2 separate regions of the Homo sapiens genome follow, and region 2 is linked to region 1. The links are chromatin loops, found by intact Hi-C in ENCODE. Cell type or tissue: heart left ventricle. All regions are shown on one strand. Each heading gives the region's core, and the rest is flanking DNA. Links, peaks and the distances in the headings are about the cores only.

Evidence for each region. Peaks named below come from ENCODE experiments on the same cell type or tissue, not always from the same donor. Only the 100,000 strongest peaks of a DNase experiment are listed, where the experiment ranks them.
Region 2: a loop joins it to region 1, with 2.0 times the contacts of the local background. A loop is called at or near these places in 5 of 110 quality-filtered maps.

What each region holds. Positions count from the first base shown.
Region 1 is chr3:38,477,241-38,482,576 of GRCh38, reverse strand. It overlaps ACVR2B (activin A receptor type 2B), which reads right to left. Exons shown (of 11, transcript NM_001106.4): 2 at 5,083-5,290; 3 at 4,607-4,716; 4 at 4,285-4,436; 5 at 4,059-4,202; 6 at 3,306-3,449; 7 at 2,751-2,899; 8 at 1,112-1,226; 9 at 241-379; 10 at 17-147. Among named protein-coding and RNA genes, the nearest start is that of EXOG, 16 kb to the left of the region's middle. In heart left ventricle, for the core only: CTCF peaks have their summits at 2,334 and 2,543 (motif pointing right); a DNase peak (open chromatin) is centred at 2,606.
Region 2 is chr3:38,395,612-38,400,981 of GRCh38, reverse strand. XYLB (xylulokinase) reads right to left here. Exons shown (of 19, transcript NM_005108.4): 17 at 3,823-3,910; 18 at 1-91. Among named protein-coding and RNA genes, the nearest start is that of XYLB, 52 kb to the right of the region's middle. In heart left ventricle, for the core only: no CTCF peak of the experiment used is centred there; a DNase peak (open chromatin) is centred at 3,407.

The DNA.
Region 1 (5,336 bases), core at 1-5,000:
GAACCAGGCCCCTTACCGGGTGTTTCAACCAGTGATCTTTAATGGTGGGCCTCATCTTCTTGTGCACCACCACCTCCTGCAGCTCCTCCAACGAAGGGTGCTGGCCAATCTCTTCCTCAAAGGGCAGCATGTACTCATCCACGGGTCCTAGGAGAAAGAGAGAGCCTGGCAGGATCACTCTAAGGTCCCACTGCTCCCTATCACTCAATCTAGGATGCCCAGGGCTGCCATCCTACTTACCGTCTGCAGCCTTGCAGCGAGACACAAGCTCCCACAGCACCAACCCCATGGCATACATGTCAATGCGCAGGAAGGCATCTCTCTGGAAGTTGATGGCTCCCTCGAGCACCTCAGGAGCCATGTACCGTCTCGTGCCTACCTATGTGAGGACAGAGGAGGGCAGGATTTACAGTGACTGGCCATACACACACAGCTGGGACATGGGAGTTACAGCCTCTGTGCACCAGATGGCGGGCAAGACAGAGCAATTCAGACAGGTTATCAATGATAGCAAACCTCGATTCACCACATTCACAACAGTTACAAGAGGTCACAGCATCAATTATACTTGGCTAATAATTTTTAAATACTATATCCTGGAGATAATAGTAATCTAAAATGGAATTGTTACCAAATTAATACAAGGAACTACAGATGATATGTATCTGACTGAGATTAAGACCAAAAACAAAGAGGGAAGGAGAACACTTAAAAAATAATAACAGTGATTGTTTTAGGAATGATTTCCTAAGTTTAATTTTTAGTTACTTTTTCCAGGTTCTTTGTTTGGATCCTTAGTACATTTCTTTGTTTTGTCTTAGGAATTAAAACTAAAAAAGTGAGAGAAAGACTAAGATTGCAAGGACTAGTGGTCAAAACCCCAGTGGGGAATCTCTACATTTCCCAGCTGACTGTCCTACGGAAGCTAAACTACACTGCCTTCCTGGTCTTGGTTTCTCCACTGGTCAAACAAGAGCATTGCTCTAAGTTCTCAGACAGCTCTGAACGCATGCAGTCACCCTCATCCCTGCACCTCCCCAGCTGAGCACAAAAAGGGCAAAGTATCTACCCTGGGTCTGTCCCTCTCTTCCTGCCCTGTGAGGCCTGTTACCTGTCCGTGGGTGTCCCCTGGAGGTTTCCCTGGCTCAAATCGAACAGCCAAGCCAAAGTCAGCCAGCACGGCTGTGAGGTCGCTCTTCAGCAATACATTCTTACTTTTAAAGTCCCTGTGGAAACAAGTGGGCAGAGATAAAGCTTAACATCATGATCCAACTCCCACCTTGGTTCCCAAGATACTAGAGTCTGTGCCCTAGAGTCAGGCCCCAGACCAGGCCATCCCACCCTACCTGGGGTGCAGAGGTGAAGCAGCACAAGCAGGCAGCTGCAGGCGCCGACATGGGTGTGAGAATCCCTCAGTGCACTTCAGATGGAAGGCTTCCCCCAGGGTTGGCAAAGCAACACCTACCCTAATGGCTGGGCAGACCCTGTCCCAGTCCCCACACTATCAAAGGCCAGCCCATATATTCTCAGAGGGGTTGTGGACAGGCACACTGGCCTGGGATGCAAGTTTTCTGAGAAGAATTTACAGCATTTGGAATGTGAATGAGAATAGGAATTTAATATTAGCTTTCCTAGGATCCTGCAGAGACCCCTTAGGGTCTCAAGCTCACCATGAAGGCCGGCTGGAGCAAGGGTGCTATTGCATGCACCCAGCTCCACCTCTAACTAAGCAAAGCTACTTGTGGTACTCAGTTTCCCCAGTGCCTGTCTCAGCCTTGTGAGGATTCGACTGAGTGGTAAGTGCAAATGTTTAGGGCCACACCTGGCATACTTACTAGGTATTCCTATTAAGTTGAGCCATATAGCAGAGACAACATTCAACCTTTTGACCTATAAAAACGGCAATTTCATACAGTCTACCTTCTATGTCATTACTGTTATTACCATCAGGGACCCTTCAGCTTTGAACGCTGGAATTTGAGGTTCATTCCCCTCCCTCACAGTCACAGAACCAGACTCAACTAGCTACAAGACCTTGGCTAAGTCATTCAACTTCTCTGTACTACTGTTCCTCCATCTGCAAGACAGAGCTGAGAAATACAGTACTTGTCTCAATGGGCGGTAATGAAGGTCAAATGAATTGATACTTCTCAAGTGTTTAGAGCACTGCCTGCCATTTAGTAAGCATGACAGTGATGAGCTCATCCAGAGTTTCTTAAAGGGTGGTTCGAGGACCCCAGAAGATCTCTAAGACTGTTCCAAGGGAATCTATAAAGTCAAAATTATTTTCATTTATTTGCTTTTATAAGGCTCATTCTCTTAGGAGCATAGAGTTTTCCCGAGGCTACATGAGATGTGATGTCCTCACTCTGACAGCGAATGGGATGTGTGGGTGTGCTCAAATACAGCAAATATCAATAGTCATAATCCACTTACACAAAAGTCATTTTAAGAGTATAAAGGGATCCTAAACTAGAAAATTTGAGAACTACTGAGCCAACTCTCCAACCAAAGTAATGGAGTCAGCACTTCATGTGGCCATTAGAGGGCACCAAAAACCAGCTTGGGAGGCCATGCCATCCCCAGGACACAGTGGGAAGGCCAGGTTTTGTGCCCAGCTGCCTCGGACACACAGCAAGCAGGGTAAGTATGTTTAGGAAGTTGAGACATCTCCAGACACTGCTCTCGCCCACCAACCCTTCCCACAGCTCCAGGTCAAGTGCAGGAAAGGCACCTGCTGACCCAGGTACCTGTGGGCAATAGACGGCTTGTGGCCCTCGCCACGGCACCAGGGCACATCCTCATGCAGGTATGAGAGGCCTCGTGACATCGTCTCTGCTACATGACACAGTTCGTTCCATGTGATGATGTTCCCCTTGAGGTAATCCGTGAGGGAGCCCTGAGAGAAGACAGCACAGAACTTGAGCACAGATTCTGGGTACAGGACAGGACCCAGCCCAGCCCTGGCAGAGAAGTCTCAGTGGGCCAATGGCTAGGCTGCTCTCCTGGAAGGCTACTACAATCGATATGGAAGATGGATGAGGCCAGGAGGCAGGGAGGGCTAGGGGTGGGAATCATGGAGTCACTACTCTTATCATAAAAACTTATCCCAGGGTGAGAGGTTCCTATCATAGGGGAACCAATGTCCACACCTATGGCAGGAGTAACCCCATAGTGGATAGTGCTACCGGGGCAGAGTACTTCATGGTGGACACCTCCACAGGGAAGGGGTCATCATATTATGGAGAGCCACCAAGGGGACATTCCATCTCCTCTCAGAGTCCATTCTGATGGGTGTGGCTCACCTTGTCATGGAAGGCCGTGATGAGCCACAGCTCTACTTCGAGGTTGGAGCCTCGCTTCTCGGCAGCAATGAACTGTAGCAGGTTCTCGTGCTTCATGCCAGGTGTGCTGAAGATCTCCCGTTCACTCTGCCACGACTGCTTGTCCTGAGGCCGGGGGCGAGGGGTTGGGGGGACAAGTGGCTGGCTTAGCCCTGCTGCAGTCACATTGCCCTACAGCAGAACAACCATTCCCCATTCCCCACCCTCAAGCCTCCCAGCCCAATCCCCACCCCCCAGCCTCCCAGCTTCAGCATTTGTAAGGGGACCAGGAGAAGACCTGTATTAAGCTAGGCCCCAGAGCATGAGGCCAACAGTGATCCCTGAGATCACTTAAGGCTAGCACTTCGATTTACAAATGGGGCCACTAAGGTCCATGCATGGGGTGTGAGTGACCCCGTATCACCCAACAAATGAGGCAGAGCCAGACCTGGTGTCCAGGGCCGCTGGAAAGAACCCAATGTCAAAAACAAAACCCTGGTAACCGGGGCAAATCAAGGTTTTGCAAAGCCCTACCCTAGTCCTATGATAAAATTCCATAGTTGCATGAAATCTACAGACCAGCCAAGTGTAACATGAGTAACTAGGCCCAGTAAGGCTCACTTTTCTCTCATACCACAATATTATTTGGGGTTTGGATTGCCCCAGGTCAGGAGAGCCTCCAGTTCAAGCTACAGTGGAGGCAGAGGACCTGGATGGAGCCCCTCAAACACTCACCTGGAGTGGGAAGATCTTGACAGCTACAAAGTCATTCATGAGCTGGGCCTTCCAGACACAGCCAAAGCGCCCCCGAGCCTTGATCTCCAGCAGCTGCAGTGGCTTCAGGCCCACCAGAGGGGATGGTGGTGGAGGCCCAGGGTCCTGGGGGAGAGCAAGGCTTAAAAAGGTCTGGCCTGTCCTCCCCACCTCTATCCTGCCCTGCCCCAAGCCAGCACTGTCTCACCTCATGGATGTCCACATGACCGTAGGGGGGCTTGCGATGCCGGTACATCCAAAAGGCCAGCAGGACGATGAGGGAAAGGCCCCCGATGGGCAGCAGTGAGTAGGCCAGCACCGTGAGCAGGGTGGGGGCTGTCGGGGGTGGCTCGTACGTGACTGGGGGACACACAGAGCCCTGTGTCAAACAGTCTGCCCACCCTCACACTTCCAGAGCCAGACTACAGGGCCCTGTAGCCACACCCCACCCAACTGAGGAGCCAAGCGCTCCAAGCCAAAGAAGCCCAGGTCGGCTGACTCAAGGCCCCACTTCCACACTGCCCCCTTACCTTCCGGGCCCCCAGCCTCTGGCAAATGAGTGAAGCGTTCGTTGCAGAAGTTGCCTTCACAGCAGCAGAAGTACACCTGGGGGTTCTCCTCAGTGGCCACACACTCCTGCCTGGAGGCACAGAATTTTCCATATACCCCTCACCTGGGGGATGCAAGACTCCCCCAGGCCTGCCCTGCCAACCCCTCCTCACAGACAGAGCACCTCATGGGCAACACCAGGGGGACGGTGTGAACTCACCTCCCCTACAGGAGACCCAAAGCCAAGGAAGAACAGCCAGGGGTTGACACTGAGACCCCTCCTCAGGGCTAAGGTAGGACAAATAGGGTGTGGAAGGGCGTGGGGCCATGGCTACCATCTCAAGAGCCCCTTCTTGGTCCTTTATCTCCCACTCAGACATCCTGAGACCCAAATGGCCCAGTGGGCAGTATAAGCGCAGGTGGGTCCAAGAGGAAAGGAGGGCAAGTCTTGGGGTACCTATCGTAGCAGTTGAAGTCATCTAGCCAGCAGCCCTTCTTCACGAGCTCGATGGTGCCAGAGCTGTTGCGCCAGGAGGCGTAGCAGTGCAGCCGCTTGTCCTGCTCGCCTTCGCAGCGCTCCAGGCCGCTCTGGTTGGTGCGCTCCAGCTCCCAGTTGGCGTTGTAGTAGATGCACTCCCGTGTCTCAGCCTCCCCACGCCCAGAGCCTGTGCCCCAGAGAAAAGAGAACCACTGAGCATGCCCCTGGGACCA
Region 2 (5,370 bases), core at 284-5,283, 82 kb after region 1:
GAAGCTCCCGGGCTTGGGGTAGCAGCTAGTCTGGGATTTGGAGCTAACTTCACAACCTCTGAAAAGGGCACATCTGTTCCACCTGCAAGACCTAGAAGGGAAAGGTCACTTCACATTAGTGCATGTTGCAAGTGAAGACGTTAACCAAAAACACCACGAAGGATCTCACTGGGGTGGCAAACTGTTCTAAAACTGGATTATAGTGATGGTTGCACAATTCAGTACATTTATGAAAAATCAATGAATTGGACACTTAAAATGGATGATTTTTATGTCATATAGATTGTACCTCAATAAAATTACAAAACAAAACAAAAAAATGGCAAGTGCAGGCTTGTCTCCAGCAGGACCCAGCTTGTCTTTCTCTTTGTGGTTGTGCCTTTCATGGAATAGGTCGGGTAACCTCGACATATGATGGGGAAGGGTCTGCCTGCCCCTCCTCTCTCCCCTCGTTCACCACATTCTGGACAGCCTGGTCTTCTCTCCACTCATTCTGCCTCAGAGCCTTTTCACTGTATGGAATGTTCTTTCCACTCTTCACATGCCTGTTCCCTTCTCCTCAGCTAAGATGCACCTAAGACCATCACTTGCTCAGGAGGCCCTCCTTAGCGCTCAGCACCATCTGCTTTTCCTCAGAGCACTTTTCCCAACTTGTGCCCATATATTTCAGTGATTATTGGTTTAAGATCCCTCTTTTGCTGAGCTGTAAAGTCCACGAGGCCAGATACTGTGTCTCTCCGGGTCACCACTATAACCATGGTGCCTAGCACACCATCTGGCATACAGGGGGCACTCAATAATTACTCACCAAGCAAATGAGTAGCAGGGGGAAGGTTGCCATTGGTGGGCAAGAAACAATGAGCAATTTCTAGGGAAGGTAGGTAGTAGCGTCAGATATACAAACACCACCACCACCAGGAGTGAAGAAGGGCCCTCTGAAGATGTGAGGACCAGTTTTCCTAACCAAATGCTAGAAAATCCCAGCTCAGAGCAGAATGGATGAGGGACTGGAATGGTGGTGGGGTGGACAGCAGAGAAACTAATCAAAAGACTCTGGTTCCATCTCCACTCATACTCGCAGACTGGCTACACAAGACAGTCATCCCCAGACCCAGATGGGGAGAAGATATCTCCAAATGAAGTGGTTAGTATCCCTCTGGGTAGGGACTGGTGAGCTAAGATTTGGCTCGGGCTTTGGTTTTGGAGGGCAGAGCAGGGCAGTGGCCCAGGTACCCTTTGGCAAGCACAGAAAGGGAAAAAGAATAAAACAAAACACAGTGCAGGATGGCAGTGAAGTCCCTAAAGGGAAACTCCTTTCCCACTTCCACAAAAGAATTATGAAGCAGACCCCATACTTCTCATCAGCAACCCTGAAGGCCAGAAGATTATGGAAGAGTATCTTCACAGTTCTCAGGAAAAGTATTTTGAACATAGAGTCTTTTACCCAGCCAGTATTTGGGAGGATGAAACAAAGGCCTTGTTGGACATGTCAGGCCTCAAAACCATCACCTATTGAATTCTCTCTTAAAATATTTATTTAGGTTGTATATTCCAACAAAACTACCATACAGCCTGGGTGCGGTAATCCTAGCACTAGGATTCATGCCTGTAATCCTAGTACTTTGGGAGGGTGAAGTGGGTGGGATCACTTGAGCCCAGGAGTTCGAGTTCAGCCTGGGCAACATGGCGAAACCCTATATCTACAAAAATTAGCCAGGTGTGGTGGTGTGTGCCTGTAGTCCCAGCTATCCGGGAGGCTGAGGTGGGGGTGGGAAGATCACCTGAGTCTAGGAGGTCGAGGCTGCAGTGAGCCATGACTACGCCACTGCACTCCAGGCTGGACAACAGAGACCTTGTCTTAAACAAAACAAAACAAAACCTCAGCATAGAAATAAAGGAGAAAGAAGAAGAAGTTTGTTTTTTTTTGTTTTTTGTTTTGAGATGGAGTCTTGCTCTGTTGCCAGGCTGGAGTGCAGTGGTGCGATCTCGGCTCACTGCAACAGCTCACTGCAACCTCCGCCTCCCAAGTTCAAGCTATTCCCCTGCCTCAGCCTCCCGAGTAGCTGGGACTACAGGCGTGCGCCACCATGCCCAGCTATTTTCTTTTTTTTTTTGTATTTTAGTAGAGACGGGGTTTCACCCTCTAGGCCAGGATGATCTCGATCTCCTGACCTCATAATCCGCCTACCTTGGCCTCCCAAAGTGCTGGGATTACAGGCGTGAGCTACTGCACCCAACCGAAATGTCAGGAAGTTAAAAAAAAAAAAAAGACAAAGTAACAAACAGAGGAAGGAAGGAAGGAAGGCAGGCAGGCAGGCAGGCAGGCAGGCAGGCAGGCAGACTCATAGGTAAGTGTGAATAAAAGCCAATATAATATTAAATGTACTTAATATAAGAATCTGGAAATAAATTCCCAAGTGATCTTGATATAGGATATGGCATGAGGCAGGGTGAGGTAGATGGGGTGGGGAGAGAATAAATGAGTAAGAGGTTAATTATTTTTTTTTGTTTTTTGAGATGGAATCTCACTTTGTCACCCAGGCTGGAGTGCAATGGCGCAATCTCGGCTCACTGCAACCTCTGCCTCCCGGGTTCAAGCGATTCTCCTGCCTCAGCCTCCCGAGTAGCTGGGACTACAGGTGTGTGCCACTATGCCCAGCTAATTTTTGTATTTTTAGTAGAGATGGGGTTTCACCATATTGTCCAGGCTGGTCTCGAACTCCTGACCTTGTGATCCACCCGCCTCGGCCTCCCAAAATGCTGGAATTACAGGCATGAGCCACCACACCCGGCCAAGGTTAATTATTGAGAGAAGGATATGTTGCCTGATTAATTCTCAACGTTGATAGAAAAACATAAGCTTAGGCCGGGTGCGGTGGCTCACGCCTGTAATCCCAGTACTTTGGGAGGCCAAGGTGGGCAGATCACAAAGTCAGGAGATCGAGACCATCCTGGCTAACACAGTGAAACCCCTCCTCTACTAAAAATACAAAAAATTAGCTGGGCATGGTGGCAGGCACCTGTAGTCCCACCTACTCGGGAGGCTGAGGCAGGAGAATGGTGTGAACCCGGGAGGCAGAGCTTGCATTGAACCAAGATTGCACCACTGCACTCCAACCTGGTGACAGAGCAAGACTCCGTCTCAAAAAAAAAAAAAAGAAAAGAAAAATATAAGCTGAAATAGGTATGTTAAATGTTAAGAATATGAAAAGAATAGAACCACCTGGGCTGCTACAGGAGCTCCCTGAGCAAGCAGGAGACAGAGCAAATTGATCCAACTTGAAGGACTGCCCTTGCAGGTAGGTGCTGCTCCTGCCAGAACTCGCCTAGATCGGGGAGCTTCCCTTAATACCCAGAGTTTTAGCGAGGCCTCCAACAGGGCAACAGGGCTCCATGGTGCTGTCCAGGGTCCTGGACTGCTTGGGCCTGAAGCCTTCCCCTTTGTTTCAACTTCTGTTCTTGCTGAAAAGACGGCTCTGGACTTTGTCCACCTCTCCTGCCCTCTAGCTGTCCAGACTCATGCCCACGTGCTCTCAACCATGCCCTGTGTTCTTTTCCCATGTCCCTGTGCTGACCTTAACTCTGACCAGACCTCATTCAGTTAGGACCCAGCCTCTTTTTCTCCACTTTAAGCAAAGAATAAAGGAACAGAGAGTATGGGTTGGTTCTCACCTGCTGGGAGCTAGAAAAATGAAGCTGAAGTCCCCAAGACTCCAATGTCCCCAAAGACTGGGTACACCTCACTCTCCCCTTTCCACCCTCCTCAGCCCACCCCATGTCCTGGCCACTTCCAGAGATAGCTGTCTCCCTCCATCAACCTACCATGAAAAGCTCGGTATGCAGAACCCACACAGGCCGAGTTGGCAGTGTCTATAACATACACCGGGGCATCAAACACATCTGCAAGCACCTGAAAAGGACACAGAGGTTCTACTGTGGTGAGCCATTCCTCAGAGGGAACACAGACATTGTGGGATGCACTTTCCAGGCTCTCTCCCTCATATGTCTTCTGACCCCTTCCATTCCACCTCGACTGCCTTAAGAGGAGTATGCTTGGTCATGCTACCCTGGTGATAATAGAGTCAGGATGAGCTGGGGGAAGTCCGTAGTGGAGAGCCACAGCTCCCCAGGCTGTCCCTGTACTTTTTAGCCATTTCACCAAAGACAAGGCAGAAGATTTAGGAAGTATGTTTAGCAAATGGCACTGACCTAGGGCTGGAGACAGCTGGGTATTAGACTAACATTAACAAGCCCAAACAAACCCAAGCTAACAAGAGCATGTTTCATGGGCATAATGGTGAAGTTTCCCATTTAGGTTCACAAATAAATTGCATACATTTCAAATGGAGGACCTGTACTAAGAGGAGTTCACATGGAAAGAACTTGGGGGAGGTCTTAGTTGACCAGAGATATTGTAGTAGATGCCACTGATGCCGACCCAGATCCCCCTCACTGGACCATTGTGCATCCTGCCCCAGCTGCTGTGAGTACTGGCTACTAATGGCTTGCAGCACTACCTCCTCAAGAAAGCTGACCTTGGCTGAGCATAGGCCACCGCTCACAGGAGATTTAACCTCCCCAGGGTGGCCTGTTGGCCCCCTTGTCCCAAGGTAAAATCAGCTCTGTGGTATAATTCATGTTCCAGAGCCCCACCTCCCCACCAGGATGGAGCTGAAGTAGACTCCAGACAAGACCATATCCTCACTTATCCTTCTTCCTCTGCACTGCCCTGAGTCCCTCACTTCCTTCTTCCTGGGAGTACTCTCTCAACAAACTGCTTATAGAAGAATTCCCATTTCAGGCTCTGTTTCTAGAAAAATCTTACCTAAGATAGGTAGTCACAAGCAAACAGCTAATACAGTTACTCTAACAGTTAAGGCAGCCCCAGGCTACACCCAAAAATGCACAATGTCTCCATAACAGGCTCTGACAGCCCCACAGGTGACAGTCTGAGTGTCAGACATCTGCAGGTTGATTCTACTTTTGGTCATATGTTTCTGGCATAATGAAGGACCAGAAGGACAGTAACAGTCTGGCAACTGTGTTATAAGAGGACTGGTTGGAGAATCAGCGATGGTTACATTGGAAGGCAGAGGCCTTGAGGAAGACAAGAACACTGGCACTAGATGTGAGAAGGTTTGCCATGTGGAAGAACAGGCACTTTCCATGTGACTCCAGAGGACAGTGCTGGTATCAGAGAGTGGATTGTACACAGCCATAGAATTCACCTGCATGTGAGACAGATCCCACTCACAGTGTGAGCTGTAAGGCAACAGAGCTGCTTCCTGGAGTGTGAGCTAAGAGCTCCCCATTCCTGCAGGAGTGGGAATGGAGGCTGTCCTTCCTATCCAGTCTCTGGCTCTTAGACAT